Regions from separate parts of the Homo sapiens genome. Here regions 1 and 2 are each linked to region 3. Evidence: chromatin loops called from intact Hi-C (ENCODE). Cell type or tissue: PC-9. All regions are shown on one strand. Links, peaks and the distances in the headings refer to the core of each region. The heading gives the core; the rest is flanking DNA.

Region 1 (10,707 bases), core at 3,656-8,655, 550 kb before region 3:
TCTGTTTCATTGCTCCATATGTCTGCTTACATGTCAGTACCATGATGTTGTGGTTACTATAACTCTGTAATATAATTTGAACTCAAGTAATGTGATGCTTGCAGTTTTGTTCTCTTGCCCCAGATGGCTTTGGCTATTCTGGGTCTTTTGGGGTTCTATGTAAATTTTAGGATTTTTTTTTTCTACTTCAAGAATGTCATTGGTTTTTTGACAGGGATTGCATTGAATCTGTAGATTGCTCTGGGTAGTTGGACATTCATCAATATTTATTGTTTCCATTGTAGAAAGCTTTTACTTCTTTGATTAATTCCTTGGTATTGTTTTTTGTTTGTAGCTATTGAAAGTGGGATTTCTTTTGCAGATTGATTGCTGTTGGCATATACAAATGCTACTTGTTTTTGAATGTTGATCTTGTATCCTGCAACTTTACTGAATTTATCAGTTCTAATTTTTTTTTGGTGGAGTGTAGTCTATGCTCTCACTTCTATACTATAAAAAATATCTGAAACTAGGTAATTTATAAAGAAAATATGTTTAATTGGCTCATGATCTCACAGGCTGTACAGGAAACATGACAGCATTTTTGCAAATTCTGAGGAGGTCTCAGGAAACTTACAATTATGGCAGAAGGCAAAGAGGGAGCTATAACTTCACATGGCTAGAACAGGAGAAAGAGAGGCAGGTGGTGTTACACACTTCGAAACAACCAGATCTCACAATAATTCACTCAGTATCACAAGATTAGCACCAAAGGGGAAATTCTCACCCATGATTCAATTACCTCCTACCAGGCTCCATCTCCAAAACTGAGGATTATAATTTGACATGAGATTTGGGCAGGGTCACAGATCCAACCCATATCATGGAGTCTTTAGGTTTTTAAAAATATAAGATTGTATCATCTGCAAACAATAATAATTTGACTTTGTTCTTTCCAGTTTGGGTGCTCTTTATTTCTTTTCCTTGTCAGAATGCTATAGGTAGAACTTTCAGTACTATCTTGAATGACAGTGAGCATCTTTGTGTTCCAGACCCTAGAGGAAAGGCCTTCAGTGTTTCCCTATTTGGTATGATACTAGCTGTGCATCTGTCATAAATGGCTTTTATTATGTTGAGGTATATGTCTTCTTCAATACCCAGTGTTTTGAGGGGTTTTATCATAAAGGGATATTGAATTTTATCAAATGTTTTCTCAGCATCAATTAAAATGATCATATTGTTTTGTCTTTCATTATGTTGATATGACGTATCACATTGATTGATTTGCATATGTTGACCCAAACTTTATCCCTGGGATAAATCCCACATGGTCATAATGAATGATCTTTTTAATGTGTTGTCAAATTTATTTTGTGGGCATTTTGTTGGAGATTTTGCATCATTATTCATCAGGGACATTGGCCTGTAGTATTTTTTTATGTGTCTGTGGTTTTGATATCAGATTAATACTGGCCTCATAGAATGAGTTTGGAAGTGTTTCTATCTCTTCTGGTTTTTGGAGTAGTTTTTGGGATTAGTTATTTAAATGTTTGGTAAGATTCAGCATTGAAGCTCTTGGATCCCAGGCTTTTCTTTGTTGAGAGATTTTATTATAGAATCAATCTCATTACTTGTTATTGGTCTATTCAGGTTTTGGGTTTCTTCATGGTTCAATCTTGGTAGGTTGCATATGTCTAGAAAATCATCCATTTCTTCTTAATTTTTCATTATATTGTCATATAGTTGCTCATAGTAGCCACTAATGATTTTCTGAATTTCTTTAGTATCAGTTTTAGTGTTTCCTTTTTCATCAATAATTATGTTTATTTGGGTCTCTTCTTGTTTTTTTAGTTAATCTGGCTAAAGGTTTGTTAATGTTGTCTATCTTTTTAGAAAACTAACTTTTTATTTCATTGTTTTTTGTATTTTCATATCAATTTTATTTATGCTCTGATATTATTTACTAATTATTGATTTGGTTTGTTTTTGCTTTTCCAGTTATTTAAGATGCATTGTTAGGTTATTTATTTGAAGTTATTTTACTTTTTTGATGTAGGCACTTATAGATATAAACTTTGCTCTTAGTACTGCCCTCACTGTATCTCATAGGTTTGGATATGTTTTGTTTCCATTATCATTTGTTTCAAGAAACTTTTCAATTTTATTTTTAATTTCTTCGTTGACCCACTGGTCATTTAGGGGCATATTGTTTAATTTGCATGTGTTTGTGTAGTTTCAAAAATTCCTCATTATCAATTTCTAGTCTTACTGCACTGTAACCAGAGAATATGATTGATGTTATTTCAATTTTTTGAATTTAAGACATGTTTTGTGTACTAACATGTGGTCTTTTTTTGAGAATGAACCACATGCTGAAGAGAAGAATGTGTGTTCTGCAGTCACAAAATAAAATGTTTGTCAAGATCTATTAGGTTCATTTGATCTATAATGCAGATTAAGTCTGATGTTTCTTTGTTGATTTTTTAAATTGGAAATCTGTCCAATGCTGAAAGTGATGTGTTGTCATCTCCAGCTATTATTATATTGGGGCCTATCTCTCCCTTTATCTCTAATAATATGTGTTTTCTATATATGGGAGCTACATTGTTGGGTGCATATATATTTACTATTGTTATATCCACTTGCTGAATCGACCCCTTTATCATTATATAGTAACTTTCTTTGTCTCTTTTTATAGTTTTTTACTTGAATCTATTATTTCTTATATAAGTATAGCTACTCTGTCTCTTTTTTGATTTTCATTGTTATGGAATATCTCTTCCCATCTCTTTATTTTCAGTCTGTGTGTGTCTTTATAGATCAAGTGTGTTTCTTGTAGGCAACAGATCACTGGGTCTTCTTTTTTAATCCATTCTGCCATTTTATATCTTTTGATCAGAGAAATTAGTTCATTTACATTCAACTTTATTATTGATAAGTGAGAACTCTTAATCCTGCCATTAAAAGAAAATAACCATTTTCTTCTGGTAATTTTGTGGTCTTCTCTTCCTTCTTTCCTTCCTTCTTTTCAATGAAGGTGATTTTCTCTGGTGGTATGATTTGATTTCTTACTTTTTATTTTTTGTGTATCTGTTGTAGGGTTTTTAATTTGACATTACCATGAGGTTTGCAAATACTATCTTATATCCTACTATTTTAAACTGAAGACAACACATATTGCATAAACAAATGAACAAACAAGCAAAAAAAAACTAATAAAAACTCTACACTTTATCTCTCCCCTTTTTAATTTTGGCTGTTTCTCTTATATCTTATTATGCTGTCTATGCTTGAAAAGTTGTTGTAGTTATTATTTTGCTTGGTTAATCTTTTAGTTTTTCTACTTAAGAGTAGTTTACACACTAAAATTACAGTGTTATAATATTCTGTTTTCCTGAGTACTTACTATTTACAGTGAACTTTATACTTTCAGATAATTTCTTATTGCTCATTAATGTTCTTTACTTTTTGATTGAAGAACTCCTTTTAGTGTTTCTCATAGGACAAGTCTGGTGTTGATAAAATACCTCAGATTTTGTTTGTCAGGAAGTCTTTATTTCTCCTTCATGATTGAAGGATATTTTTGCCAGATACATTCTGTGTTAAGAGATGTTTCCCTCAGCAAGTTAAATATGTCATGCCACTCTTGCCTGGCCTTTAAACTTTCCAGACATATTGCAGCTCCTTTGTGAGTTATTTGTTTCTTTCATTTTGTTGCTTTTAGAATCCTTCTTTATCCTTGACCTTTGGGAGTTTGATTATTAAATGTCTTGAGGTAGTCTTCTTTGAGTTAAATCTGCTTAGTGTTCTATAAACTTCTTGTGCTTGAATGTTAATATATTTTCTTCAGTTTGGGAAGTTCTCTGTTATCTCTTTGAAAAAACTTTCTACCCCTATCTCTTTCTCTACCCCTTCCCATAATGGGTTAACCCATAAATTGTTAAGGCCAATAACTCTAAGATTTGATCTTTTGAGAGAATTTTCTAGATCTTGTAAGTGTGCTATATTCTTATTTTTTTTAATCTCCTCTGACTGTGTATTTTCAAATACCCTCTCTTCAAGGTCACTAATTATTTATTCTGCTTAATCAATTCTGCCAATAAGGGATTCTGATGCCTTCAGTATGTCAGTTGCATTTTACAACTCCAGAATTTTTGCTTGATTCTTTTTAATGATTTCAATCTCTTTGTTAAATATATCTAATTGAATTATGAATTCCTTTTCTGTGTTATCTTAATTTTTTTTGTCTTTTTTAAAAATCTCAATAGTTTGGGGGAACATGTGGTGTTTGGTTACATGGATAATTTCTTTATGGTGGTTTCTGAGATTTTGGTGCACCTATTACCCAAGCAGTGTACACTGTACTAAATGTGTAGTCTTTTAACCTTTCCCCCTCCACTCTTCCCCCCGAGTCCCCAGAGTTCATTTTATAATTCTTATACCTTTGTGTCCTCATAACTTAGCTCTCATTCACAAGTGAGAACACACAATGTTGGTTTTCTATTTTTAAGTTACCTCACTTAGAATAATGGTCTCCAACTCCATCCAGATTGCTGCAAATGTCATTATCTCATTCTTTTTTATGGTTGAGTAGTATTCCATGGTGTGTGTGTGTGTGTGTGTGTGTGTATCATATTTTCTTTATCCACTTGTTGATTGATAGGCATTTGGGCTGGTTTCATATTTTTACAATTGTGAATTGTGCCACTATAAACATGCATATGCAAGTGTCTTTTTTATATAATGACTTATTTTCCTCTGGGTAGATATCCAGTAGTGAAATTGCTGGATCAAATGGTAGATCTACTTTTAGTTCTTTAAGAAGTCTCCATACTGTTTTCCATATTGGTTGTGCTAGTTCACATTCCCACCAGCAGTGTAAAAGCATTCCCTTTTCTCCACATCCATGCCAACATCTATTATTTTTTAATTTTTTGATTATGGCCATTCTTACAGGAGTAAGGTGATATCTCATTGTGGTTTTGATTTGTACTTCCCTGATAAAGAGTGATGTTAAGCATTTCCCATATACTTTTTGGTGATTTGTATATCTTCTTTTGAGAGTATCTATTCATGTCCTTATCCCAATTTTTGATGGGATTATTTGGGTTTTTTTGCTGACTTGTTTGAGTTCCTTGTAGATTCTGGTAATTAGTCCTTTTTTAATGCATAGTTTGTGAAAATTCTCTCCCACTCTGTGGGTTGTTTATTTTCTCTGCTTGTTATTTCTTTTGCTGTGCAGAAGCTTTTTAGTTTAATTAACTCCCATCTATTTATCTTTGTTGCATTTGTTTTTGGGTTCTTCGTCATAAACTCTTTGCCTAAGCCAATGTCTAGAAGAGTTTTTCTGATATCTTCTAGAAATTTTATGTTTTCAGGTCTTAGGTTTAAGTCTTTGATCCATCTTGAGTTGATTTTTGTATAAGGTGAGACATAAGGATCCAATTTTATTCTTCCACACGTGGCTTGCCAGTTATCTCAGCATCATTTGTTGAATAGGGGGGCCTTTTCCCAGTTTATGTTTTTTTTGTTTGTTTGTTTTGTTGTTGTTTTTTTTTTTTTTTTTTTGCTCTTTTGAAGATCAGTTGACTGCGAGTATTCAAATAGCATATCAAAAAAATTATCCACCATGATCAAGTGGGTTTCATACCAGAAATGCAGGCATGGTTTAACATATGCAAGTCAATAAATGTGATACACCACATAAACAGAATTAAAAACAAAAATCATATGATTACCTCAATAGAGCTGCATAAAAAGCATTTGACAAAATCCAGCATCGTTTTATGATTAAAACCTTCTGTAAAATCGGCATAGAAGGGACATACTTTAAGGTAATAAAGCCATCTATGATAAACTCATAGTCAACATTATACTTAGTGGGGAAAAGTTGAAAGTGACAGAAACAGAAACTCTTGTTCTCTTCCTTTAATTTCTCCCAAACAAACAGAGTCTCTCTCTATCTGCTGAGCTGCCTGAAGCTAGACATAAACACCTCTGTGGCCACTACCACTGAGACTGCACTGGGTCAGAACTGAAGCCAACACAGCACTTGGTCTCACCCAAAGCCCAGTGTAACCACTACCTGGCTACTGCTTCTGTTTGCTCAAGGCCCTAGGACTCTATAATCAGCAGGTAACAAAACCAACCAGGCTTGTCTTTTTCATCAGGTTAGTGAGTTTCCTCAGTCCCCGGGTGGGTCCACAGGTACTGTCTGGAAGCCAGGGACTGGAATCAAAGATCTTAGAAATCTGCCTGGTGTTCTATTGTATTGAGGCTAAGGTGTCACTCAAACCATGAGATAATATTTTTCCTACTCTTCCCTCCCTTTTCCCCAGGCAGAGGAGCCTTTCCTCGTGGCCACCACCACCAGAGACTCAAGAGAGGTACTACCAGGCTATCACAGATATTCACTTAAAGACCACAAGGGCTCTTCAGTCAGCCTGTGGTGAAGCCATCAGGCCTGCGACTCACCCTTCAGGGCAATGGGTTCCCCTTTGGCCCAGAACATGTTGAGAAATGCCACCCAAGAGCCAAGGCCTAGAATCAGGGAAGTCAATAGCCCTCTTTGTGCTCTACCCAATGTGGCCAAGCTGGTGCCTGAAGCCAGCATATCTCAGAGACTCACCCAAGGCCCATGACTAACTATGTAGGTATTGCTGCTGGTTCTTCAAGGCCCAAGGGCATTTTTGTCAGCAGGTGATTAATCCTGCCAGACTGGCTTCTTTCCTTAAGGTAGCAAGTTCTCATCTGGTCTAGGGTATGTCTAGATATGTTGTTCAGGAGCTAGGGCCTGGAATGGGGGACTCATGACTCTTCCCAGTGCCCTATCCTAATATGACTGACCTGGTAACCAAGATGCAAGACAAAGTCCCCCTTACTCTTCTTTCCCTCCTCCTCTCCTCAAGTAAAATAAAGGAGTCATTTTTGTTGCTGCAAGCTGTGCTGCCTGGGTTTGTCGAGGGAGAGGCACAAGCATTCCCTTAGTCACCCTGGCTGATGTCCCATATCCACTAGCTCTGAGCCCAGTATGCTGCTAGGACTTTTTAGAAATTGCAAGTCCTTGTAGCCTAGACTGCATTTCAAGCGTATTTAGGACCCCAGAGCCCCTTAGCCCTCATGGGCAAGGCTTCCCAAAACTCAAATTCAACCACTGGGATGGCTAACTCCCCTCTGGCTAAAGCTGGTCTAAACGATCCCCCCTCCATGTGTAGGCATCAGCTGAGTTTAGCCATGTTTTCCTTTCTGCTGTGACAGAGCAGCACTTCATTCACCACACTCTCCCTCACCCAAACACATAGATTCTCCTTGCCACATGGCCACTGTTGGGAGTATGGAAGAAGGGTGGCATCAGTAATTTAAGGCTGTTTTCCCTACCCTCTTCAGTGCCTCTTTTAGTGATATGAAGTTAAAACCAGGTATTGTGATACCTCACATAATTTTTCATTCTTGTGTATGTGCTTTTTTGTGTAGATGTTATATTGGTGTTCCTATGGGAGGGATGATCAATGAAGGCTTCTATTAGGCCATCTTGCTCTGTCCTCTCCATCTAGATATGTTTAGATACACAGATATTTAACATTGTGTTAAAATTGCATACACTATAAACTCCACTTAAAACTGATTAAAGTCTCATTCTTGTCAAATAAATAAATAAATAAATAAATAAAATTGCCTACACTGGTCAGTGCAGCAACATGCTATACAGGTTTGTGGCCTGGGAGCAATCGGCTATGTTATATAGCCTAAGTATGTGGTAGGCTGTACCATCTCAGTTTACGTAAAGTACACTCTATAATGTTTGCACAGCAATGAAATCACCTAACAATGTATTCCTTAAAGTGTATCCCTGTCATTAAGCAATACACAATTGTACACTTGTGTTTTTTGAAGACATCCCACTTTTGCTTTAGTAATATTTGCACATCTTTTCTGAAAGTTAAGTTGGCACTTATTATAATCCTCATTTTGTAAATGAAAAAAAAATGAGAGCCAGAGCATTTTTAGGTTTTGTCTATGGCCACATAGTTAGCAGGTTCTGAGAATCCAAGTGTTTTGACTCTTGGCTAAAAGTGCTTTCTGGCTCCAAACTTTATTTTTCAAATTTAGTAAAAACAAACTAGAAAGTAGTGAGATAAATGTGACATAATCATTCAAGAAGTCAGTGATGAAAGCCCTTAGGCTTTCAAAAAATAACAGAAAGAAATACACAGAGAGAAACCCCCTACAGAGCCAGTTCTTATTGAAATCCACAGAAGGAGCATTATCTCCATTCCCCCTACTCCCAATTTCAGACTCTTCCCTCTTCCTAGCCTGCAGACACACCAGTATGAAACACTCTTCTTCTTCTGCCAAAATTTGGAATGAAAGAGACTGTAGTTCCTCTCTAGGGCAAGACAACTCCAAAATGAGTGTGGTTATCTTGTTGTCTCTAAAAGCCAAGAGATATGCAAAGTGTGGGGTAATGTCAGAAGGACATACAAATTGACTTTTAGGGAAGCTTACTGGCCAAAAATAGGGGCCAAACATAACTATCTAAATAGTAATAACTTCAATGAATTGAAACACATCAAAACATTAAAAATACATGTGTTCATGATCTTTTAAAAATTCTCATCAAAGTTGGGGTTTTCACAGGAACTAACTCATTATTCTGAAAATTGGAAAATATCATGTATTTACTCTGCGTGGATTGTATTTCAGTGAAACCAGAAAGAGAATAATAAAAAGTTATTCTTTGTAGTATAAATACAGCTTATAAATGAAGTAAGATTGTTATATAATTTTTTTCCTAATGAAATAATAGCTGGAGGCATGGCTTACACCTGTAATTCCAGCCAGTTGGGAAGCAGAAGTGAAAGGATCACTTGAGACTATGAGTTTGAGACCAGCCTGGGCAAAAGAAAGACCCTACCTCAACAAAAATAGAAAGAAAATAAAGAAACAGTGGATCTAGGTATTAGTCATGAATGGCTGTTTAACCCTTCAGATGAAAGCTAATTGGGACCTTCATTTAAAAATGAATTCCACTTTCATCATTGAAATCTACTGTTACTAAAGGTAGGAAAAGAAAATATTTCATTTCTTTTGATATAATGCAATATGAAGCATACAGTACCATCTCTGCCTTGCTCTTGCTGGAGTAAAAAAATAATAATAATAAGCTTTTATCTTGCTAAGGCTTTAGATCCAACTGCCAGTTTTCAGGAAAAAATGAAGCTTAGAAAAACATGTTAAATGATAACCACAAAGAGTTAGCCAAATACAATGTGGGAAATTCTATATGACAAATGACCCAGATTTTTGAATAACTAACTGGCATTTGGAAGAAAACGATACAGAATACAGGGTCAGTTTTAGCTTGTTAAAAGTTAAAAAGACTTTAGGGGGATATTAAACAATAATGCATAAAATTTGTTTGGAACCTGATTTAAACAGATATTTCTGTGAAAATTAAGGAAAATTTAAAACAGACTTGTATTAAGTGATTTAAAGATATTTCTAAATGACCTTTATTGTATTGGTTTTGATAAGATATTGAAGTTGTGATTTAAAAAATATCTTTGTCTGTTACAGATATACACTAAGTGTTTGGTTAGATGGTGCATGGAGAAACACAGTATTAAAATGTATCCAACATTCCTCTGTTGCCAGTGTCACAGATGACCCCAATCTTTGCCATTATAAATAACATTTTAATATCTACATATACACCTACAGCATTTGTACTTTTTAAAATTACTCTCTTAGAAGGTATGCTCAGATGTGGGAACCACAGCAAAAGGTATAAAAATGTATTTATAAGTTTCTTTTTTTAATTTTTAATTTTATGGGTATATGGTAAGTATATATATGTATAGGATACATGATATAGTCATACAGTGTGTACTAATTACATCAGGGTAAATGGGTTATCCATTGGCTCAAGCATTTATCTTTTGTGTTACAAATAGTCAAATTATACTTTTTTTGTTACTTTTAAATGTACAGTACATTATTGTTGATTGTAGTCATCATGTTGTGCTATAAAATACTAGATCTTATTCATTATATCAAACTGTATTTTTGTACATATTAATCATCACCACATGCCCCCCACACAGACGCTACCCCTCCTAGCCTCTGCTGACCATCATTCTACTCTTTCTTTATCCATGAGTTCAATTGTTTTAATTTTTATCTCCTATGAGTAGGTGAGAACATGAAATGTTTATCTTTCTGTACCTGGCTTATTTTACTTAACATAATGTCCTCCAGTTCCATCCATGTTGTTGCAAATTACAGGATCTCATTATTTTCTATGGATTGATAATACTCCATTGTATATTTGTACCACATTTTCTTTATTTGGCAGTTGAACACTTAAGTTTATTTCATATCTTGACTATTATGAATATTGCTGAACATAAATATGGGAGTGCAGATATCTTTTTGATATACTGATTTCCTAACATTTGGATATATATCTAGTAGTAGGATTGCTGGATTATATGGGAGTTCAATTTTTAGTTTTTTTTAAAAATCTCCATATTTTTCTCCATAGTAGTTGCACAAATTTACATTTCCATCAACAGCGTATGAGGGTTGTCTTTTATCCACATCCTTGCCAGCATTCATTATTGCTCACCTTTTGGATAAAAACTATTTTAACTGGGGTGAGATGACACCTCATTATAGTTTTAATTTGCATTTTTCTGATGATCAATAATGTTGAGCACCTTTTCATAT
Region 2 (10,707 bases), core at 2,326-7,325, 69 kb before region 3:
CTGGAACACGAATTCCATGTCTGATTTAGGGAGAATGTTTGCTGTCTTCATTTGTAGCTCTTTAGTTTGACCAAGCACTCCCATTTTGAGAAGAAAGTTATTGAAGGTCAGTGTGGTCTATCCCTAAGTCCTTCATCATCAGCAGTCCAGGCAGTATTTGGGAAGTTAGAAGTTTCTGAGAGTGACCATGTCTTATCCCCTTCTTTATTTTTCATACCATCTAGTGGTGTCTTGCACATAAATATTCATCAGTTTAAATTTGCCTTCTAAAATTATTGATAGTTGACATTTAACCACTGACTGGCAAATAAGATCCAATCAAAATGTCATGGAGTAAAGGGTGTTTAAATTCTTTAGCTGTTCATCCCAAAATTTCCTTTAGAAATTAACCACCTGCCATAGGGAAGATGCGTAGATGATTAGGTTAGAAGTTAGATTGCAACTCTTTGCAGCTCGTTCTGCTAACCCTATTCACCAATTAGCCTCACTCTTCAACTGCCTCCGCTAAAGATACTGAACTGAAACTTGCTCCCTATGGCAGCTACATGGAGAAGCTATGGTTTTGACAGGTAGCATATGACAATGGCTATTCCACTATTGAAAACCTGGGCCTCTGACTTAGGTGCCCCCAATCTCACCTCCCCACTAGTACACATATACATGTAGTTGAAAGTCAACAATTACAGTTGTTTTCAATGGAGTATAGAAATAAGAGAGAATTGGCTGGGCACGGTGGCTCACACCTGTACTTTGGGAGGCCGAGGTGGGCGGATCACCAGAGGGTCAGGAGTTTGAGACCAGCCTGGCCAACATGGGGAAACCCCATCTCTACAAAAAATACATGTGGTGGTGTTAGCCTGTAATCCCAGCTACTCAGGAGGCTGAGGCAGGAGAATCACTTGAACTCAGGTGGTGGAGGTTGCAGTGAACCTAGATCATGCTGCTGCACTCCAGGCTAGGCGATAGAGTGAGACTTCTCCAAAAAAAAGGAATAAGAGAGAATTTATCTTTGCCTAGCTCTTCATGTCTTATTAATTAAAATAGACTACTGCTTACACAAAATATCCAGCAGAGTCAAAATCTTAGAGTGGATACTGGTTACTTGCAAGCTTTTAGCATTTAACAGAATAAAAAGAAATAGATATCCCTGGATTTGTTTTCTTACAGGTGATACTAGTGAAAAAGATCCATGCTTTCATCCATCTGAAGGAAAATACCAAATGAAACAAAAACCAATGATAGCTTCTCCCTCTCTGCTCTAACAATAAGCAGTTATATTTTCAGAAAGCAAATAAATGATTCAGCAGGAAATAGGTGGCATTTATTTCTTATGCCTAGCTCTATCATTTGGTGCTGAAAACACTTGCTCTGTGATGAGGACTCACTTCTATTCAGGCTTACGAGCTGCTGACTTAGGGACTCCCACATACCGGGAGAAAAATATTCTAGAACAGGACTTATGCTCAGGTCAAGGAAGTTCAAACCTCGATGCAGAGCAGACCCCTTGTTTATGAGACCTGGGGCTTTTGTGCAATAAAGAAATAGAAATAATCTTTATTAGCTAAAGTGGCAAAGCAGTAGAAAGGGGGATGATATATATAGGAGAGCCAAAGATCTGTGAGATCAGTCCCCTTGATTCACAAATAAGAAATGATTTTACTCCTTTCATTCCCACCCTCATTGTTCTGCTTAGTTGTGGTAAGTTCTTGAGGTGAGCAGTGAGGTTAAAACCATTTGGTTATGGGATTAGTTGAATTTAAGAGAAAACAATAGTTGGTGAATCCTTCATGTATGAGCACTTTGGCTTCATACCAACCATGGCAGTAATCCCAGGTGGCTGTGAGGATGACTGTTCAGTGTCTTGACAGGAGACATTACTCATTCTCACCCTAACCTCCATTCAAACTTCTTTTCACTCCTGCCCAAATCTTAAGACCAGTTACCTTGACTTGAGAAGTGGCTGCCTGTGTGTGTGTGCATGCATATGCATCTGTGTTATGTGTCTGTGTTTGGTGGGGGTAGGGCAGGGGCATAAATCTTAAGGCTGCAGCTCTCTTCTGCTGCTTCTCTGCAAAGTTCAACCATCCTTCAGAGCTCATCTCAAGCTACCCTTCCTTGAGCCCACCCAACAGTGCACCCTGCCTCTGAGAGTTCGGTGGTGCCCATCTAGTCTCTAGCACTCTACCCTGATACCTGCTTATTTACTGCACATAACATGGGATCTATATAGGGTTTTGTATGATTCACTTGGGTTATTGAATGTGGCATATGTGTATATCTCACTCGATTCTATTCTCTCTGTGGTAAGGGTCCACATTAAAATTTATTCATAATTTTAACAATATCACCTCACTAACCCAGTTCTTGCATAAAGTAAATGCTCCAAAGGTATTTGCTGATGGATTTCCTGATTGCGCCTCTATATTTCTGACGGTGTAACATAACACTGCCAGAGGTGTGTATCTTTCATTTTAAAAGACCCATTAATATTCAACATTAGCAGAATAATTTTCTAAATGACAAGTTACAACCTTTTGGCTGTCTCCTCTTTTTCTTTTCCCCAGGGAATTGCCCTTTTAATGCAATTGAAAAAAAGAAGGGGATGGGAAGAGAAGGAAAATGGAGGGCAGAAGAAAGAGAGCAATAGGAAGGGAAGGAAGTGGTGATTGCCTAGGGAAGCAGATGAAGAAAGGGAGTGGGTCATCGTAGCAAGTAGGTAAGGGAGGGAAATCCTGAAGCAGGAAGATAAAGGAGCAAAGTCTTGGTCTTGCTGCAGCCATGGCGACTGCTCCTCTCCTGCTCTTACTTGGAGTAGCTGCTTCCCACCTCTGCTCCCGGTAGAGTGGAGTGCAGATTCTCCTGCACATTATTCACCTAAACATATAGAGTTACTTTTTTCACTTCTGCTTAGGAACTTGCTGTATCTTATTCTGCTCTATCCCCACCTGGGGGCATTAAGGTTAATGTTTCAAGTTATGGTGCTAGACTTGGAGTTAGACTGGGATAGATCTTAGAGTTATGTCTTGCCTGTTTCCAAGGGAATTTCAGAGGTTTACAAGTGTAATAAAAATTCAGCAATTAGGGGGAAAGCAAAGCAGAGATTATCTAAAAGGACTGGGAGCTACCTGGCTCCTTCAAGGCTCTGATCTTTTACATGGAGGACTGATGTGGGCTGTGTTTGCTGGAAGCCAGAAAGAGAAGGGATCCATCTTATATGACAGTTTTTGTTTAACCGAGAGCACAGGTTTATCTATCAGAATATTTTTTCATCCAGTGAAAAAGGCACACAATTTTTCTAAAAGTATCTTTAAAAAAGAATTGTCTCTTATATAGTAGATAATATTTTTTAAGAGCAGTTTTAAAAAAGACAAAGGCTTTCAAACTGCCCCTCTTGAAATGTAAAGGATATAATGTTAAATTGGATATCCAAGAAAACATTTATAAAGTAAAATTAGATAATGTGGTTTATCAACATTGGGACAATCTTCACCTGACCTTTGTATTCCAAGATAGTTTTGATGAGAAAGGAGAAAAGTAGTTTTATGGATGATGCAGATTTCTTGATGCAGAATTAATGGATAGTACAAATAAAAATACTAGAATAATAATAATGTCCTTGTCTTTGCCGGGAGCTCTTCATTCAGTCTTTCTTTTATTTCTCAAAGTTTACTGTAGCAGCAGAGTAGTGCGGAATAAGTATGGTCCTTGGTATTACAAGACCTGAGTTCAGTTCCCAACACTGTCACCTACTAACTGTGTGATACAGGATAAGGGAACTAATCTCTCTACACCTCGATTTTCTCATCTGCTAATAAAGAGTGACTAGTACCTTGATGTTTCAAGAGTTAAATGCATAAGCAAACGACTTGCATAATACCTGGAATTTAGTAGGTTCTCAATAAATATTAGATGAATCTTTTTGTAACTAAATGTGATTGAAAATGTCATGTCGTCTCTCAAGGAAGGTCAACAGAGGCCAATAGAGTTCAAAGGAAAGTTCTAGTGTAATGATTTTCATTGGTTCAAAATATACTTGGTCCTTTGGAGGTTCACTGTGGTTGCCTTTCTCATTCATTGGGGCAAAGAAATGGGTGGCAAAGAGGTATGGAAAGACCCTCTTGCCCTTTCACCCCTTTTTCGCCTCTCCTGCCTCTCTCCACCTCCGTCAGTCCCTGGCCCTCGCACAAAAGCTCATTGCATTCAGCTCTTTGGTGGCTTTGTACCTGTTGGGTCTGCCCCCATCTAGGGCCCCTTTTTGGCCTTTCTTTTTTTCTCTCTCAAAAGACCCCAAGGGGGTTCCAGGGCCCAGTGGCTGGGCTCCCAGGTTGCCTCACAGAGAAGGTGTTGTTCAGCAGAAAGGCATGTGGAGTCCCAGGGTGAGAGAGTTGGGGGCATTATCAATCATGAGCTGCTAAAAGCCAGGAGAGAGACGGGAGAGCTAGCAAGAGCAGGGAGGACTGAATTGAAGTGGAGGATTTTTTTTTTCCTGTTCCTGTTGTTGTCGTTGTTGAAGGGAGCGTTCTTGGACATCTGCCCAGACACATGCTGAGTTAAAGAAGCAGCAGGATAAATTCTTAAAGAATGAATTGGGAGAGGGGAAGGAGCTGCGGGTGGGGAGGAGTAGTGAAAAGGAACCAAGGAATGATTCCAACCCCCAAACAAAGGAGGCCCCTGCAGACCAGACCAGCCTCAGCCTGGCCCTTCTGTGGTTCAAACATTGGTTTGTTTAGCACATAATCCAGGAACACCAAGGATCCTTAATAGCTGCTTTGGGCCCACAAAAGGGCCACAGAGGGAAACTACAGTTTCTTGAGCTTTCTTCTTTATATCCAATGCAGGCTAAGAATGCCATGGGAGAGCTTCTCTCCCTCACTTGATTGGCCCCAGAAATGCTTACTGAAGTACCTCAGTTCATGATGCAATCAGTGTGGTAGCATAAGCATAGGGCTCACTAGTGGTGATGACATGTTCTATTTGATGACAAATGTCTTTTTCTTTTTAAAGAAAAGAAACTTGTAAAAAAATGCTCTCCTAGATTCTATGGTAGGAAATCAGGGAGCTTCTAATTAAGGAACTTCCCAATATAGTTTCCGAAAGAAAAATAAGCAAAACAAAAACAAAAGCTTGTGACGATGGTGGGACAGTTGGATTCTAACTGCATCCCCTTCCTCACTAGACTAGAATTGCCCATAGACGTGTCATTAGAGACACGCTTGTGTTATTCAGTTCATTCTCTTTGCTCTAAATTTCTTAATAGAAATTATATTGATTGTTGTTCTTAGACTTTGGAATAGGTCGGTTCTGAATATTGAGCTGACATGTCAGACAGCCCCCATGATAGCTCATTCACTCATTTCTTCATTGCAACATATACATCTTCACTATCAAATGTATATCATTGACGGTCTTTTGTGGTTTGCCCCTATGCTAGGGTTTGGGAAGATGCAGGTATATTGGGCCTTAGCCTTATCAATCAAACCATGGAGGACTGGCATTTTCAGCTAGAGTTAACAAACCTTATTCTTCTTGGGTGAGGAAGTTCATACCAAAAGAGAAACTGCATACTTTATAGAAACATTAGGCGATCAAAGCATTATAGTCAAAATATAGTCTCTGAAAATGGCACAGGTTTAGTATTGTACACTCTGCACGTGCCACATTTGTTGACCCTGTTAAGCCTTCAACCAGCTCTGCCATGGGTACCCACACTTTCCCTGTAGTTCCCTAGGTGGGAAATGAAGAAAAGTAAGAAAAGCAAAATATGGCCAACCAGTGCCTATTCAAGCCTAGTCATGCTCAGAACCTTTTATTGATGATCTGAAATTAAGAAAGGTGGTAACACTGCTGTCCAAAGCAAGAGAGATTAAGAGACTAGCTTTTCAAAACACAAACTTGACTTTATTATACATTCACATAAATGTATTCACTTCTCAAAGTGTTCTTCTCGTGACACTATGCACTTAATATTGCCATTGTTCAAACTATGATTGAAATGTCCCTTTGTTGTCTTCAAGTCACTGGTTTAAAAAAAAAAGATCAGCACAGTGGTCTCTAATTTATGTAGCTGATTGTTCTTGACAGGGCCCCAGGGATCTCCAGTTAGGAAGTTCCGTTATGTTGAAATGCGGTGAAACAGGTTATCCATGGCCTTGTCACATGGCAATGAAAACAAAGGGACTCAGGATCTGTGAGCTGCCACATGTGCTGTCTTGACAGCTCTGGCAATGGTTCTTGAACCATCAGTCATTATTCAATGTAGTAGATGAAAATTCAGATACTACTGAACTTGATGTCTCTTTGAATATGGTGATTTCAGGGGCAGCTGAGGGAATGAGATATTTTTTATCTATTCCAATCTGTTTTAAATTATTTTGAAAATTATTTCTTGAACATTGACTGTTTTTCCTATCCTGTATAATATGAAGGGTCGTACAGAAAGGGGGTGGATGATGGAAGGAGAGACAAAAAGAGAAGAAGCTTCTGCTGACTTGTGCTTTGTATCTACAGGGCTGCTGTGGAGGAAATTGTGTTCCCTTCCACCCAAATGTAGACAATGAAGCCCTAACTCCCAATGTGACTGTATTCAGAGTGAAAAAGTAATTGCGGTTAAGTAAGGTTATAAGGGTGGAACCCTGAGCTGATAGGATTAGTGCATTTATTAGAAGAGACACTACAGAACTCATTTGCTTTCTCTCCACCATGTGAGGACACAGGGAGAAGGCAGCTGTCTGCAAGCTAGGAAAAGAGCTCTCAGCAGACACTACACCCTGCTATAATCTTGATCTTGGACTTTCCAGCCTTTAAAACTAGGAGAAAATAAATTTCTGTTGTTTTAGCCACCCAGTCTGTGGTATTTTGTTAAGTAGCTCATGCTAAGACAAGACATTTTTCTGGTTACATCTACCAGATAAATGGAAAAGAGTGAAAAACAGTGAAAGTTTCCTTCCCAATTCCCTAAGGTCAATCTCCATTTAATGGTGGGAGTGACTTAGAGTGAAGAGAAATGGTTCCCACTACAAGCCCTGTTTGGGTCCATGTGGGTTTTCTGAATCCGCAGATTAGACGTTAAAGTGTTATTATAAACTTGGTTGTTGGTGTACCTTCTTGTTTCTCAAGATTGCAAGCTCAGAACATCGTATACATGTTACTGATCTGCCCTATTGCATTGACGCCTGTGAATAATTTTTTTTGGTCAAGTATAATTCTATTGAAAAGACGAAATTTTGCTGATAAAGTGTATCTAAACTGAGTTTATTTAGACTTGTAAGTCAGCTGAACAACGGAAAATACTTAAATGTTTTTTGAAAAAATAAACTGCTTAAGATGAATAAAAATTAGTAAAATGAAATCCTGAGTCTAGTTATATCCTGGTTTCCATCAAGAAGAAGGCCGACCATGATCAGTTCTGTTTCGGCAACATGACATTTTTAATCTCAACTCATCATTAGGCACCTACTGTGTGTCTGCTATTTTGCTCATAAAAAATGTGGGAAAGGAACCTTATAGTAGAAATTAGTGGTCTGGTGCAAATAAGATTTCTAAAAATCAAATCAGGATGAAATTCTATAACGGAGGGGCAAAGCGGTCAGTTGATTGAGTCCTTGTCTTTAATCTCTTTGATGTGGCACAGTCCCACTTATAAAATTTGGCCATGCTCAAGGCCAGATTGTTGTCAAAGTATATTTTGCATGTCTCAGATCCTTCTACGTATCCACATTATTTACCATTGCCTAACCCTTCTTGTCAGGGGGAAAATGAGACTTGATGGGTTCTAAATAACTTAATGTGAATCAGTATAAAATAGTATTCTTGAGGTCTTTTTCTCATGAAGGAGAGAACACACTATGATATAATGTCATACTTTCCAAATGGTTTACACAGAGGCACTCATTCCTCTGCATGTTAGTAAAAATTATATTGTAAAAAATTTAAGTAGGTAAATAAGTTTGGGGAAAAAAACTAAATAATTGGGTTCTTGATGGTAGAACTTATTGGAATCTTTAATAGTGTACTAATCTTCATTGAGAATCCACAAAAGGGAGAAGAGGGGAGGTGATGTAATCCACACAGCATTTTCCAAACTAATTTGACCATGGGACGTTTATTTTGACCCAAAGTCAGAAAGGACCAGCATTTTACTGAACACAGTCTCTTTGGGAAGTGCTGCTGCAGTTTAAAAACTAAATTCTTGTGCAAAACAGTGACCTTATGTAAGGTGGTATTTTACTCAACCATACAATTTGAGGACTGGCCTAGAAGATCTCAAAGGCTCTTTCCAGAATGTAATTTTACACATCTTTTATTATAAAATCTTGGCAGCATCTCTAAAGGGAGAATTTCAGGCTAAGGGAAGATGTGTAGGGGAGATGTTTGGAAGTCCTCTAATTGCACTGAGGAGTTTCCTGTCTCTTTTTTGCCTATACGAAGGGTGTTTCTGCTTATTTGATTGTGCAGTGCAAACTTTTGGGATTTGATCAGATGGAAGCTGGGTGGGACAGCTCTCAGAGAGCAGAGTTACTAGGGATACTGTTCTGCTTCCTTGGCCAGAATACAATTTTATTCTCATCCTCTGTAAACAGTGAATACAGGAAAACCACACACAAGTTTTAAACATTCTGTTGCACGAAGACTGAAGGTTACTGTATACTATTTGGGGGAGGGGAGGGGTAGAAACCCTATACATTGAGAATTTGAATTGATTCCAAAAGTCTGGATTCACAAAACAGTACATTGTGTTTTCTCCAGTTTGAAGTGTTTCCTTGGTTTCATGACTGCCTTATAGAGGGAGTGGATCATTCCACAAAGCATTGGGAGGATGGGGAATATGTATCATTTGGAGAAACTTAAATTCAATTTTCTGCTCAGTGACTTCCCAGAGTGCTGAAGGCCTTGTATAGAGCTGTCTTTTCTTTTCTGTTTTTATTCGCAATCCTCTTTTTTAAAAAAGGACAAATAAGCACAGTTGTAAACTTTGTAAATCCAGTAGAGGCCTGTTTGTGAACATTGCCTATGATGAACCGTTCTTATGTTGGCCTCAACTGATGTGGAGTAGTGTAGCATAGACAGTGAGCTCAGTTTGACTTGTTTTCATGGATTATTTTAGACATAATACTTTCCCTAGAGATTCCCAGAGATTTTTCTACCACTATCCTGTATAAAACCAGACATGTGATTAAGGGATATCTAAGGTTAGCAAGTTTCAGAATTTCCCCTCCAAAGGTCCATCTCTTCCATGAGGTTTATTCCTAACTCTTGAAAACATTGCTGACCTTTTCTTCCTTTGGGTTAGATACCATTATGACTTTCAATGATCTTGCCAAAGTTTGACATTTAATTACATTAGACTCAGATATTCATGATTTTCAAACATAAGACTAACAATGAAAATACTATGTTCTGACTCCATCTCTTACTAGCTGTGTGAACTTGGACAAATAGTTAAGAGCCAAATGACTCAGAATCCTCATTTATAATTAAAAAATAATTGTACTTATCGCCTCAGGTTATGAAGAGGAGTGAGTAAGGTAATATAAGGTGAACACTCTTCATGTCTGGTGCCATATACATGTTCTATAAATGAAGGCTATTGTTACTATTGGTTCTGGGTAACACAAGGCATGTAGACTTCCTGAATTAAAATAAATATTATTTAGGTGATTGTGACACTGATTGTAACAGATTTTAAATCCGCCCATGACCTGCCCTCCCATTCACTTGCTGTGCATTCTGCCTTAGGGTGTCCTTGACCTTCTGTGGGACTGAGTTGTGTTTATCCTGCTGTGTTTTCACTCTTGCTGTCAAGGATCATGGCTTATAATTTTTGCATTCTCCTGATAGGCTGATAAGCACAAAATTGGTATTCAATAAAGATTTATTGATTATTAAATAGGTTGATTTTTAAAATGCTAAGAATGAGAAGCAACATGCCTCCTTTGGCTCTGGAGAACAGGTGGTCTTTGGATACAGTGGACAGGAATGAGCCCTTTTTTATGATTTTTGACTGTCAGGCCCATCAGGTGACGCTAGACATCATTTATAAATTTGAAAACAGAGTTGAAAAAGGTGTAGGCTTCCAGCACAGGTCAGATTCAAGCCACTGACCAGTTATACCCTGGTCAAACATCAGTGAACATAACCATTATTCAGGGAGATTTTGTAGCATGCAGCATCCCAGGCCAGGCCCGGGGCTACCCCTAGAGGTTCTGACTCTGAAGACCTGGCAGAGCCTGGGAATCTGCATGTTCACTATGTGCTCAGGAAATGCTGATGCCCCTGGCTCTCTGACCACTGTCTCAGAAACACATCATCAGAGAAACATGGCAGTCAGGGCGAGCCCCTCTAGCTCTTTGTTTGGTATGGCTGAATTTCCTCCAAATCCCAGGATGCAAACTAGTCATGGCAGAACTAGATATCCATAGTTATTCTTTTCACTTAGCATCAGGATATTTGCTAGGTAATGCTGACATCCCCAAACTCGGTGCCCTTTGGGTCCCCCTCCCCAGCCTTCCTCATCTCTTCCTGCCCCTCTGAGGCAGGGCTGATGGGCCCACCAGGTTCTCATTACAGGGGCCTGGCTGGGCAGCACTGTTCTTAGCTTCCCATTCCTTGGGCCCTGCTGGTCCCTGAATGAGAAACAGCTGTCTACCCACACACTACTCGATCTAGGCTAGTTACACAAAATGCATGCTGTTCTGCAAGTCGGGTCTC
Region 3 (10,707 bases), core at 2,607-7,606:
AGTTACTGTCATTCAAGTTTTTTAACTCTAAGGAACTGAGGATGGAGAGATTAAATGAATTGCCCAAGCTCACAGTGTTAGTAAGTGACCAAACTGGATTGGAATTTACATGGATCTTCTGATTCCAAGTCTAGGGTTCTTGGCAAACACTAAATGCTAAAACATTTGACAAGGAAGGGGTATTAGTCTGTTTCCATTCTACTGATAAAGACATACTGAAGACTGGGCAATATACAAAAGAAAGAAAGTTTTAATGGATTTACAGTTCCACGTGGCTGAGGAGGCCTCACAATTATGGCAGAAGGAGCAAGTCACATCTTACATGGATAGCAGCAGATAAAGAGAGATAGCTTGTGCAGAGAAACTCTCCCTAATAGAACCATCAGATCTTGTAAGACTTATTACTATCACAACACCAGCATGAGAAAGGCCTGCCTCCATGATTCAATTACCTCCCACCAGGTCCCTCCCACAACACGTGAGAATTCAAAATGAGATTTGGGTGGGGACACAGCCAAACCATATCAGAGGGGCACATCAATACAAAATGAAATGAAACAGAAGCACTCATATATTTGATCATCTAGGTTTGATCTACATTTTATTATACACATTCAGTCAGCAAACATTATTAAGTACCTATTGCTTGTAAGGCACTGCAGTGCTTAGATTTTACCTCTGAATATAGGACAGAGGTGGATTATATTGGGCCTCATTATAAGCCAACCTTGGCATGAGTGAAAGTCTTATAATGGGGCTTTGCACCAGCCACAGCTTCTAAAGTCATCATGGGTGAGTCTGTTCCACAAAAGTGAGCCAAGACTACTGTAACTATGCTGTTAACTCAGGCTGCAAATGTTCTATTCCTGAAAAAAAAATGTATTTGAGGCCTGCATGATCTCAACTGGCTGTAAATACCTTTCAGATTTCCTGGGTTATTGCTTAGTCTTCTACTGTTCCTTTCCGTCTTTATCTGACCAATTCAGAGTCCTGCTTCACAAATGCCAAACCATTTTAGTTTCTGTATAATGGAGGCATTTTTTTCCTCTTTAGGTCACATGTCTTTCACAGAGATTTTTGTCATAGATGTCTTGAAATAGGAACTGTAAAAGACATTATTTTTGAACGTTTGAACATTGCTTTTTATTTTCTCAAAGGAGTTTGCACATGATCAACAGATATATTCATCAAACCCACCTACGAGATGAGAAACCCAGACTCAAAAGTTGAGGGGAGGAGAAGTGCTCTACTTTGAGAAGAAACAACAGAAATTAAGCTCAAATGTCTTATAAAATGAATCCTGAATAATCCTTTTACATTCAAACATTTTGACAGTTTTTGGGCATGAGAGGAGGAGTGAGGAGTTTATTTGGAGCCTAAATTATCTCCAAATTGTTTGTTTGCTATTAAAGGGCTGAAAGAGAAGTAAGCAAAACAAAAATAAAATTCCACTGGCTCTCCACTATGGATGAGAAGTTGCACAAAGGCCTAGCTGTTTCGTTGGTGGAGAGCTACATGGCTGCCCAAGTTTTGCAATAGAACTTAGAGAATGGCCTTATATGGGAATTAAGGATGGGAAGCAAAATGTGTTTTTGAGGACTTAAACAGACACTCCAGGTGGTGCAGACAGGTGCAGACAGCATTGACATAATGTCACCTGCATATGTACATGGCTTAGGCCTTTTAAAGCCCATTTACCTGTGCTATTGTGTTGAATTTTAGCTCTAAAATAGGTTGTGATTTGATCTTGTTACCAATTCAAAAAATCAGTTAGGCATACCTAGTAGGTCATCTTGTCTCTGCTTGAAAGTTTCCAGTGATGGAGAGCTTTCTGTTGGCCAGGTAATGTATTTTGTGGCTGGACAGCTTTTATTGTTTGGAAATTATTCTGTGTATAGAGTTCAAATATATTTTATTGAAACTTCTATCTACTGGTTTTATTGTAACTGCTACATAATAATTTTTCTTCCTCATCCACACAATAACTTCAACCATTTGAAAGCAGTTATCAGAACTCCCTTAAATCTTCACATCTCCAAGCTAAACACCTCTCATTTTCTCAACCAAGCCTTTATTAATATGGTCTTCATCTCCTCCTAGCTCTGTTCACCTTCTCCTAGAATAGATTTCTGGCATCTCCATGACCCTAAGCAATCAAATCTTCTGGTAGCTCCATGACTTTAATAACAGTATATTAAATGTTTCCTGACCAATATAGGGTGATTGTTAGCAGCCTCTATTGAGATTTTTTATTTCAATTACTGCCATCTAGGATTATGATGACTATTTTAGCAACCATTGTTAGCTCAAAAAAAGCTTGTGGTCAAATGACATTAACAGTCCCTTTTCCATAACAACTGTGACTCATTTCTCCTCATTTAATTCCTTCTCATCTTCTTAAGAACGAGCAACCTACATGAAAAGTTTCAAGGGTTAGAACAGATCCTGTCACCTCAATTTAAAGTAGTACTAGATAACATTTACTGGCCACTGACTAAAGGCCAGTCATTAGAACTGTTCTGAGTAATTTTCCTACAATAACTCACTAAATGCTCATAATAACCCTTGGGGGTAGGTTCTATGAATGCTCCATTTGAAAGATGTGCAAATGGAAGCGTGGAGATGTTTGGTAACTTGCTTAAATTCACACAATTTGTAACTGAGAGAGGTGAGATGCAAACACAGGCTCTTCAGCCCATACCCTTCACCCTGCTTTCTAGCTGGTGCACATAGTTAGTAGTCAACAGGAATTGAACCTCGGTCTCCTGGCTGATAGATCAATGTTCTCTCCTCACCCCGGTGTGGCCTTCCTGAAGTGGTAACAAGTCTTTCATTTTTGAACTTTATATAAGCTGTTTTGTTTTGCTTTTATACAAACTGAGATTCATGACCCATTATGAATTCAATTTAGGGGGTCAATATAAGCAAGAGAAAGGAAAAAAGAAAAGAGGGAGGGAGAGAGAGAAATATCAAAAGACATCATACAGAGTAAGTGCAAATTTTGTTTCTTTAAACTCTTATTTTAACATGTGTAAAATGCACACAAAAATACCTATTTGTGTGTGTGTGTACAGAATATGATGAAAAGTGTATCTCTTATCTCTCTCATACGGTCAAAACAGTTTGAGAGTTGCTGCCTATCTATTGTATATACCAAACTTTGTCCATTTCTTTATGCTAAGGTTAAACAGGGATTGGAGGGGACACTTTAGTTTTAAAACTCCACTCTTGATCTGCAGCCAGTAAGAGCACAACTTGCAACTAAGCAGAAAGTTCAAGCAAAGAACCTTAGAGTGAAAAGAGATGACTGAGGGCTGAAATAAAAAACAAAAAGCTATTCCAATTTCATTTGAGTTTCCATTCAGCAGCCTCATAGATTCCTAACTCATCACCTCAAGCAGGTCACTTCCCCTCTCTCCAAGTTGTTCGCCAGAACCAGCCAAAGAATGCAGGAAATGGTACTCTCTTTTTCTGAGTGAATCTTGGCAAAATGACTTCAATTTAGCCAGCAGTGCAGGAAGCGATTGTAAATATAAATTTGTTTTATATGCTCCTCCCAAAGGAGACTTGCAGTTTGCCTCCCTAGTAAACAGGGATGTGTATTCCTGATCATCTTACTTGGATCATTTTTTTTTTCACCCTTCTATGTAGCAATGTCCTTAATTGAGGTAGTAATATTGGGCTTGTTGGATTGTCATGAAGTTTAATTTGAATGTTAAAGGACCCCCTTGGTGCTCAGATAAAAATCATTATATAAGGAGGAAAAGAAAATTATGTTGACTAATTATAGGTATATAGAATTCCCATTCATTATGTCCACAATGATATGTATCTGAATATGATATGTTGTAGACTGAAAATAGTAACTCTCCCTGGTTATTTCCACAGTCACTTTAGGCACTTGGGAAAATGCATTCTCCCATTTTATTCAATTAAAGTATGTGTAGGAATGAGGCAAGTACAGTACAAAAATCTCCAGGAATCAACAAAGGACCACCAAGAGAATTTAAATGGATTTCAGCCATTGTAAACAGAAGACAATTTAAGTCCAATTCACTGTTGAAAACTTAATTGAGGCTGGGCACCGTGGCTGCTTTGGGAGGCTGACTCAGGAGGATTGCTCAAGGCCAGGAGTTCAAAAGCAGCCTGAGCAACATAGCGAGACCCTATCTCTGCAAAACTTAAAAAAAAAAAAAAGTAGCCAGTCACATGTGCCTGTAGTCCCAGCTACTAGGGAGGCTGAGGTGGGAGGATCACTTGAGCCCAGGAATTCAAGGTTGCAGTGAGGTATGATCATGCCACTGCACTCCAGCCTGGGCAACAGAGGAAAATCCTGTCTCAGAAAAGAAAAAGCAAATGAAAGCAGAGAAAGAAAGGAGAAGAGGGAAGGGAAGGGAAGAGGAGGGGAGGGGATGGGAGGGGAGGGGAGGGGAGGGAAGAAAGGGAGGGGGAGGGAGAGAGGAAGGGAGGGGGAGGGAGGGAGGAAGGAAGGGGGGAGGGAGGGGGAGGGAAGGAGGGAGGGAGGAAGGGGGGAGAGAGGGAGTGAAGGAAGGAAGGAAGGAAGGGTGGGTTTGAAAAACCATGAGTTCACATCAAATACTCAAGTTATTGAGAATTGGGAAAATCTAAGAGCTGTAGAGAGTACTATGCATTTTGAACCCATTTTCCCTGAGTGTGTGTCCTCAAATATAATTGTGTAGTCAAGTGGTATTCAGTCTTCTCTGTTGAGTGATTATGGTTGAGTTAGAAAATGGCAGTGACCTTTGACAGCAGAAGTGAAATGGCTGCTGAACGTACCATAGCAAGTTGTTGGAGCAGGAAGTTGGACTCACAGAGAAGTGCTCTTTCCATTACCCCATGCTGCCTCCCAGTGGGAAGGTGGCAATGGTGTTAGGATGTAATCTCATAAGTTACTATCTTTTCTTCCCACTGGACAGGTGGCTCAGAATTTTAGGATGACTTATTAACTTAACAATGTTGGGTTTAGCATGCAATTTGAGAACTAAATGACTTCTCTTCAGGAAAAATTAAATATTTTGTTTTATTTATTTCAACCAAAGAAAAAAAATGACACTTTTTTTGCATTATGAGCTATTTATTAACATCGAGAGGCAAATCTGAAAACCTTCTTAAAGGGGATTTGATGTAACAGTGAAATGGCAAAGTAAAAATCATTTCCCCATGCCCGCATGCTCACCCCACCCTCCTTACACACACTCCCTGATAGGAGCATGATCACTCCCTCAGTGAAAATGTTGGAGAGGAATCTAGAGCCACAGCAGCGCTTCCTGGGTATTGCATACCTGTAACATTTGATCCTCTTAACTTTGCCGGTTGTCAGTTACTTCATTGCCTACCCCTGACAGGTGGGCTGAAAGGGGTGGTATTGGGAGATGATTAGGGGCAGTGTCTCAGCACACAATCTTTGAATTGGTATTGGAAAGTGGCTTGGAGGTCCACTGTTCTAACTTCCCATATCATAAAGGACTCTCTGACAAAAGGACATTCTGTCTCGTCTTAAATTTCCAGCAGCTTCTCTATTTCTGAACATTTTTGATTTTCAGAAAACATTTTATATTTTGCGGAAATCTATTTCCCAGCTACTTTCATCATTAGTCTCTTCCTGGAATTATGCATATTGTACAAGTCTAATTATTCTTCTGTGCCTTGGCCCTTGATGTATTTGAAGACAGACATCATCCCTGACCCTCCCCACTCTACATCCAAGTTTTTTTGTTTTGTTTTGTTTGTTGGATTTTTTCCGGCTGGAGTGCAGTGGTGCCATCTCGGCTCACTACAACCTCTGCCTCCTGGGTTCAAGCAATTCTGCCTCAGCCTCCTGAGTAGCTGGGACTACAGGTGCACACCACCACATCCAAGTAATTTTTGTATTTTTAGTAGAGATGGGGTTTCACCACGTTGGTCAGGATGATCTCGGCCTCCCAAAGTGCTGGGATTACAGGTGTGAGCCACCACACCCAGCCCTACATCCAAATTTTGACTCTTCAGGCTAAATATCCTCATTTTTCCTCCTATGATATCTTTCTTCTTTGATAACCACCATTATTTGTGTTTCTGTTTATCTTCTCCAGTTTGTCAATGTCCTTCTTACTCTGTACTCTTTGATTACAGATATTTAAGCAGCCATCAATCCACCCAACTGTACCATCACACACACACACAGGGTTCTATCAAAACTGCAAGGGTTGATCGGAAATGTTTACCCAGCTGTCGCCCAGAGTGTATTGACTCACTCCTGTTGAGACTTTGCTTCGCTTCTGGTGGGGCAGCTGTGCACTCCTCACTTTTGATTTTCTGCCTTGTTGCAGAAAAGCACGATAGAGGTTAAGATTGCATTTGCGCTCCAGAGTTGCTGAATCTCTCTGCTTTTAAGTTCTGCGGGGTCCTTTGGGGGCCATTTGAAACCCAAATTGGTGAGGTGTGGCCCACAGTCTGTGGCCACATAACTCACTTGGGCTGCTTCCCTATCCCACGCTGTCAGCTGAAGCTTCGGGGCATCCCTATGTTTGAGAAAAAACAATCTGGACCTTCTGTATATTAGAAAGGGTGAGGATCTGAAGCTTTTGTGAAGACAATATGGTGCTTCTATTGATCCATGTGAGTCGAACATATGGAGGCTCTGCAAAAAAAAAATAAAGTCTGCCCTATTTAGCGACCCGGGCTGATGAGAAGGTGTGTTACAAATTCGTATTCCTCCCAGCATGTGGTCTGGGACACATCGGGCTCATTTTACTGATGAGTTCCTCGAATCAAGCAGGGGCCATCATCTTTTACCAGTTTATAGCATTAATTGAGTTGTGTGGGAAACACTGCAGGTGCGTCTGTGAGAGGAGAGAAAATTAGGAAATGCTGTTCCAGCTCTCAGAGAATAGGTAAATAGAAAAGAGTGAGCAGCCGTGTAACTGGCAGCATATGAACAAGAGCAGCTGTGCAGGGGCAAAACGAGGCCATCTTTTTAGATGGAGGAAGACAGCTCTAGTGCTAATGGGGGAAGACAATCTGAGCTTTGGGCTGTTCTCTTGGTTATGGTGACCACATTCATCAAGCCAGAAATACAGACCTGTGGTGTGATAGAGGATTTTTAGTGCACTTCTGGGAGTGTTGAGTTGGTAAACCTTGGTTACTGAAGTATTGAGACTTCCAGTATATGAGAGTGTTCAGTAGAGACAGTAAATCAGAATACTGGAAGTATCAGCTGTCCTAAAAAGGTAGGTGTGTATGGTAATTGTTGTGATAGTGCCCAGACTTCTGAGGAATGGAAACCCTGACTCTAAACTCACTCAGGGCTCTTTGCTTGTAACTCAGCATACCTTTCCATAGAGAGATGCCTGTTTCATTGTTCCTCCACATTCTTTCTGGATCCCACAGCAGTGACCCATATTGATCAAAGGTCTTTTTAGCCACACCACTACTTGATTCTATATATTTATAACTCATGACCTTTAAATTGAGTTACACTATTAAGCACCAATGGGTTTCCTGGAAGTAATATATTTATACAGTGAATGTACATTGAGGATGTGAATGGCTAGCCACGTCTCAATTTATGGTACATAGGAGAATCACTTGGGAAAATTTAAATATAGATAGAGAGATATAGATGGATAGACAAATTTTCTGTCTCCAACTTCTAATTTAGCGTGGCTAGAATGGAAGCCACCTAGAAAGTTAGAATTTTAATAAGCCCTGCAGGTAAATCTGATGGAGGGCTTCCAGATGTGTATTTTCAAATGCTAGCTGGAAGACAATTCTCTCAAGGGGCCCCAATTTCCTGAGTTTGGGGAAGGAAGCCAGGAAGGCTGCCTCCAGGATTTTCTCTCCCTTCTCCCAGTCTTCATGAAAGGGCTTCGAGTTCTACTGTACAGTCTTGCCAAGCAGAGTTTGGAGCAGAGTAAATTCCTTTTAGGATTAGAGGATTAGGAAGCTGAAAGGTGATTCAAATTCTTGATTAAACAGAAAGAAGGAAACAGGAGGGGACACACCCGAGCACCCACATCACTCCAATGTGTTTTCTCTGTAATTAAAGGAAGTGATTGTAAAATATTTGAGAGGATTAAATGCTCAGAGAATATAGTGATCAAATAACATGAGATGCTGCATTCTTTAAAATGATCTCTGGCTTGGCTTTCCATGTGTTTTTTAACTGCTGTCACTTATACCTCAACACTGAGGGATTGCCCAAATGGAAATACTCTCTGCTAAGTTTGGAAAACAGCCCTGGGTCTCATATCGGGAGATACTGGGTTCTAGTCTGGGGTCCTCCATGAATTTTTAAGTGACAGTGAGATAAGGTATAATGTTTTTATTGCTCGTTTTTTGTTCCTTTTGTAGAGTTAAAACAATAATTCCTTCAATGTCTTTCTATGCTTTTGCCTTTATTAATATCCACTACTCCACCAATGATGTGTTGAAAAGCCATTTTAAATATTCTCTAGAACAAATGATATTCTCTAAATATTCTCTAGAACAAAGGAAGTAAATTTTTAAATAAATAGTCACATTTGTCGAGTAATTTCCAGACACCAAACTTTTTTGGGGAATAGAGAGAGGCATTCCTCCCCAAAGGAGATCATAACCGGGGATTGCAAGGGGTCCTGGTGATTTAACAAGAAAGGAAGGCAATTCTGTCTCCAAAATAAAACTGCAATAGTTCCTCAGGCCAGTGCATGTTGGCCATGCTGTATGGTCAGCCATGTAGGAGAGAGCTCCAAGCCTTGGGACCATACAGCTCAGGACTGGACTCACCACTCAGCTCAGGACTGGCTTCATGGGCATTCCACGCTGGCAGTAATGAAGGGCCCACACTTAGAAGATCTCACACTTGGTTTAGTGCTTGGTTTTTGCTATCTGAAATTCTTAATCTTTGAACAAGGGGCCTCACAACTTTATTATGCATTGATCTCCACAAACTATGTAGCTGGTCCTGACTCAGATTCTATGTGCCCTTGGACAAATTACTCATCCCTCTAAGGTAGAAGAGACCCAAAATTCATTTATATGATTGTGATGACAAAATACAAAAATATATATTAAATGCTTTTTAAGTATAAGATATTTAATAAATATTATGATTAAAGGAAAGGAGAAAGACTAGAGCTGAAATTGGCCAACTTTTTCTATAATAGGCTGAACAGTAAATATTTTAGGCTTTGCAAGCCATACAGTTGCTGTTGCAATGACACAACCCTGCCACTGTAGCTTGAAAGCAGTCATAGATCATGCAATAATGAATGGGTGCATCTGTGTTGCAATAAAACTTTATTTAAAAAACAGGTGATACAATTTGCCAACCCCTGGACTAGAAGGTAGCAAAGCCAAAGAGAAAGAAAGCTGAGATGAATAGATCAGTGGTTTCAAAGTGTGATCTTAGGACAACAGCATCATTAGTACCTGTTAGAAATGCAGGTTCTCAGGTCTTCCCCCTGACTTGCTATCTCAGAGGTTCTGGGGTTGGGCCCCAGCAATCTGTGTTTAACACATCCTGCCAGTGATTCTGATGCATGGCCCAAGTTTGGGAACCACTGCTCTTAAAGAAATTCAAGAATGTCAAACTAAATTGGAGAACAAACTTAAGAAGAATCCATCAATTGACTGTTGATCATTATAGTGATCTTTATGCTGCCTTATAGTTGTGAACACACCTCAAAGCTTTTCTGCTTTTCTCTCCATTAATCCTCATAACCAGCCTGTGTTTCATAAGAAAATAGTCTTACAGAAAATTATTTGAGTGATTTATTTTCTCTGTTCTCCCAAGGATGATACATAGCTAGTACCTTTCTAGATTCATAGGAGAAAAATTCGTTCACAATGAATGCCACAGAACATTAGTTTGCAAAGTGTGCCCCCCAGACCAGCAGCATCAGCATCCTCTGGGGACTTGTTGGAAAGGCAAATTCTCAGGCTGTACTGATTACTCTGGGGATTGGTCCCAGTACTGTTTTAACCAGCCCTCCCGGTGATTCTGAGCACACACTAGTTGGAGAACCGCTGGGTAAGGGAACTAAGGCCTCCCAACTCTGCTTGAGAAGGGCTGCCACAACCACCAGTGAAGGAAATGGGTTGAGTAATTGCCCAAGGGCACTTGGCTGGTACCAGGAAGGGTGTGGATTTGAGTCCAAGCCTTCCAATTCTAAGCCCAGGGACTTTTATACTCTGCCAAATAATACTAGAAACAAATAAAATCTCCTGTCTCCCCCGACCTTTTTAATTTAACATGTGAATTCATTTAACTCCACAAAAACAATAAACTACACATGGGTCTTTAATATATAAAACAGAACAAACTGTTTAATTTAACACCCTGAGAAGATTCAGCTTCCTCACTTGGGCTAATATTGTTAATTTAGTTTTGTTGGGGGAATTAGCCAACTCTTGCTTTGATGGGTTCTCTTCTTTCTACCCTACCCTGCCTAGCATGAGGAAAAATCTCTAGTCCTGCAGTGGTGTATAGCTCTGTCTATTCTGTGCTCTTCTATCTATTCTGGGATGAGACTGGACTTTCTTGTCCTTTGTTCAGGCAGGAGCAATGGCATTGAAAAGTTGAAAGAAAAATAAAGTCAGCAGGAGATAGACTTTTGAGCTTCTAGCTTTTGAAGCCAAACAGATTCATCTAATGAATTCCGTCTTTTTGTGATTCTTTGTATTCTTAACATCATCTTTGCCTGCATATGAGTGACTTCTGGCCAC

Evidence for each region. Peaks named below come from ENCODE experiments on the same cell type or tissue, not always from the same donor. Only the 100,000 strongest peaks of a DNase experiment are listed, where the experiment ranks them.
Region 1: a loop joins it to region 3, with 7 times the contacts of the local background. A loop is called at or near these places in 2 of 110 quality-filtered maps.
Region 2: a loop joins it to region 3, with 2.2 times the contacts of the local background. A loop is called at or near these places in 8 of 110 quality-filtered maps.

Annotation. Positions count from the first base shown.
Region 1 is chr18:44,335,406-44,346,112 of GRCh38, forward strand. The region is part of intron 2 of LINC01478 (long intergenic non-protein coding RNA 1478); the gene reads right to left. LOC124904291 (a long non-coding RNA gene) reads left to right here and starts at 5,930. Exons shown (of 2, transcript XR_007066348.1): 1 at 5,930-6,114; 2 at 6,318-7,625. RefSeq lists an enhancer at 5,720-6,919. In PC-9, for the core only: no CTCF peak of the experiment used is centred there; DNase peaks (open chromatin) are centred at 6,576, 6,946 and 7,746; H3K4me3 peaks cover 606 bases; H3K27ac peaks cover 3,111 bases.
Region 2 is chr18:44,822,149-44,832,855 of GRCh38, forward strand. All of the region lies in intron 2 of SETBP1 (SET binding protein 1), which reads left to right. Among named protein-coding and RNA genes, the nearest start is that of MIR4319, 140 kb to the right of the region's middle. RefSeq lists an enhancer at 3,372-5,776. In PC-9, for the core only: no CTCF peak of the experiment used is centred there; a DNase peak (open chromatin) is centred at 4,533; H3K27ac peaks cover 1,174 bases.
Region 3 is chr18:44,890,774-44,901,480 of GRCh38, forward strand. All of the region lies in intron 3 of SETBP1 (SET binding protein 1), which reads left to right. Among named protein-coding and RNA genes, the nearest start is that of MIR4319, 74 kb to the right of the region's middle. RefSeq lists a silencer at 3,311-3,605. In PC-9, for the core only: a CTCF peak has its summit at 4,862 (motif pointing left); a DNase peak (open chromatin) is centred at 4,848.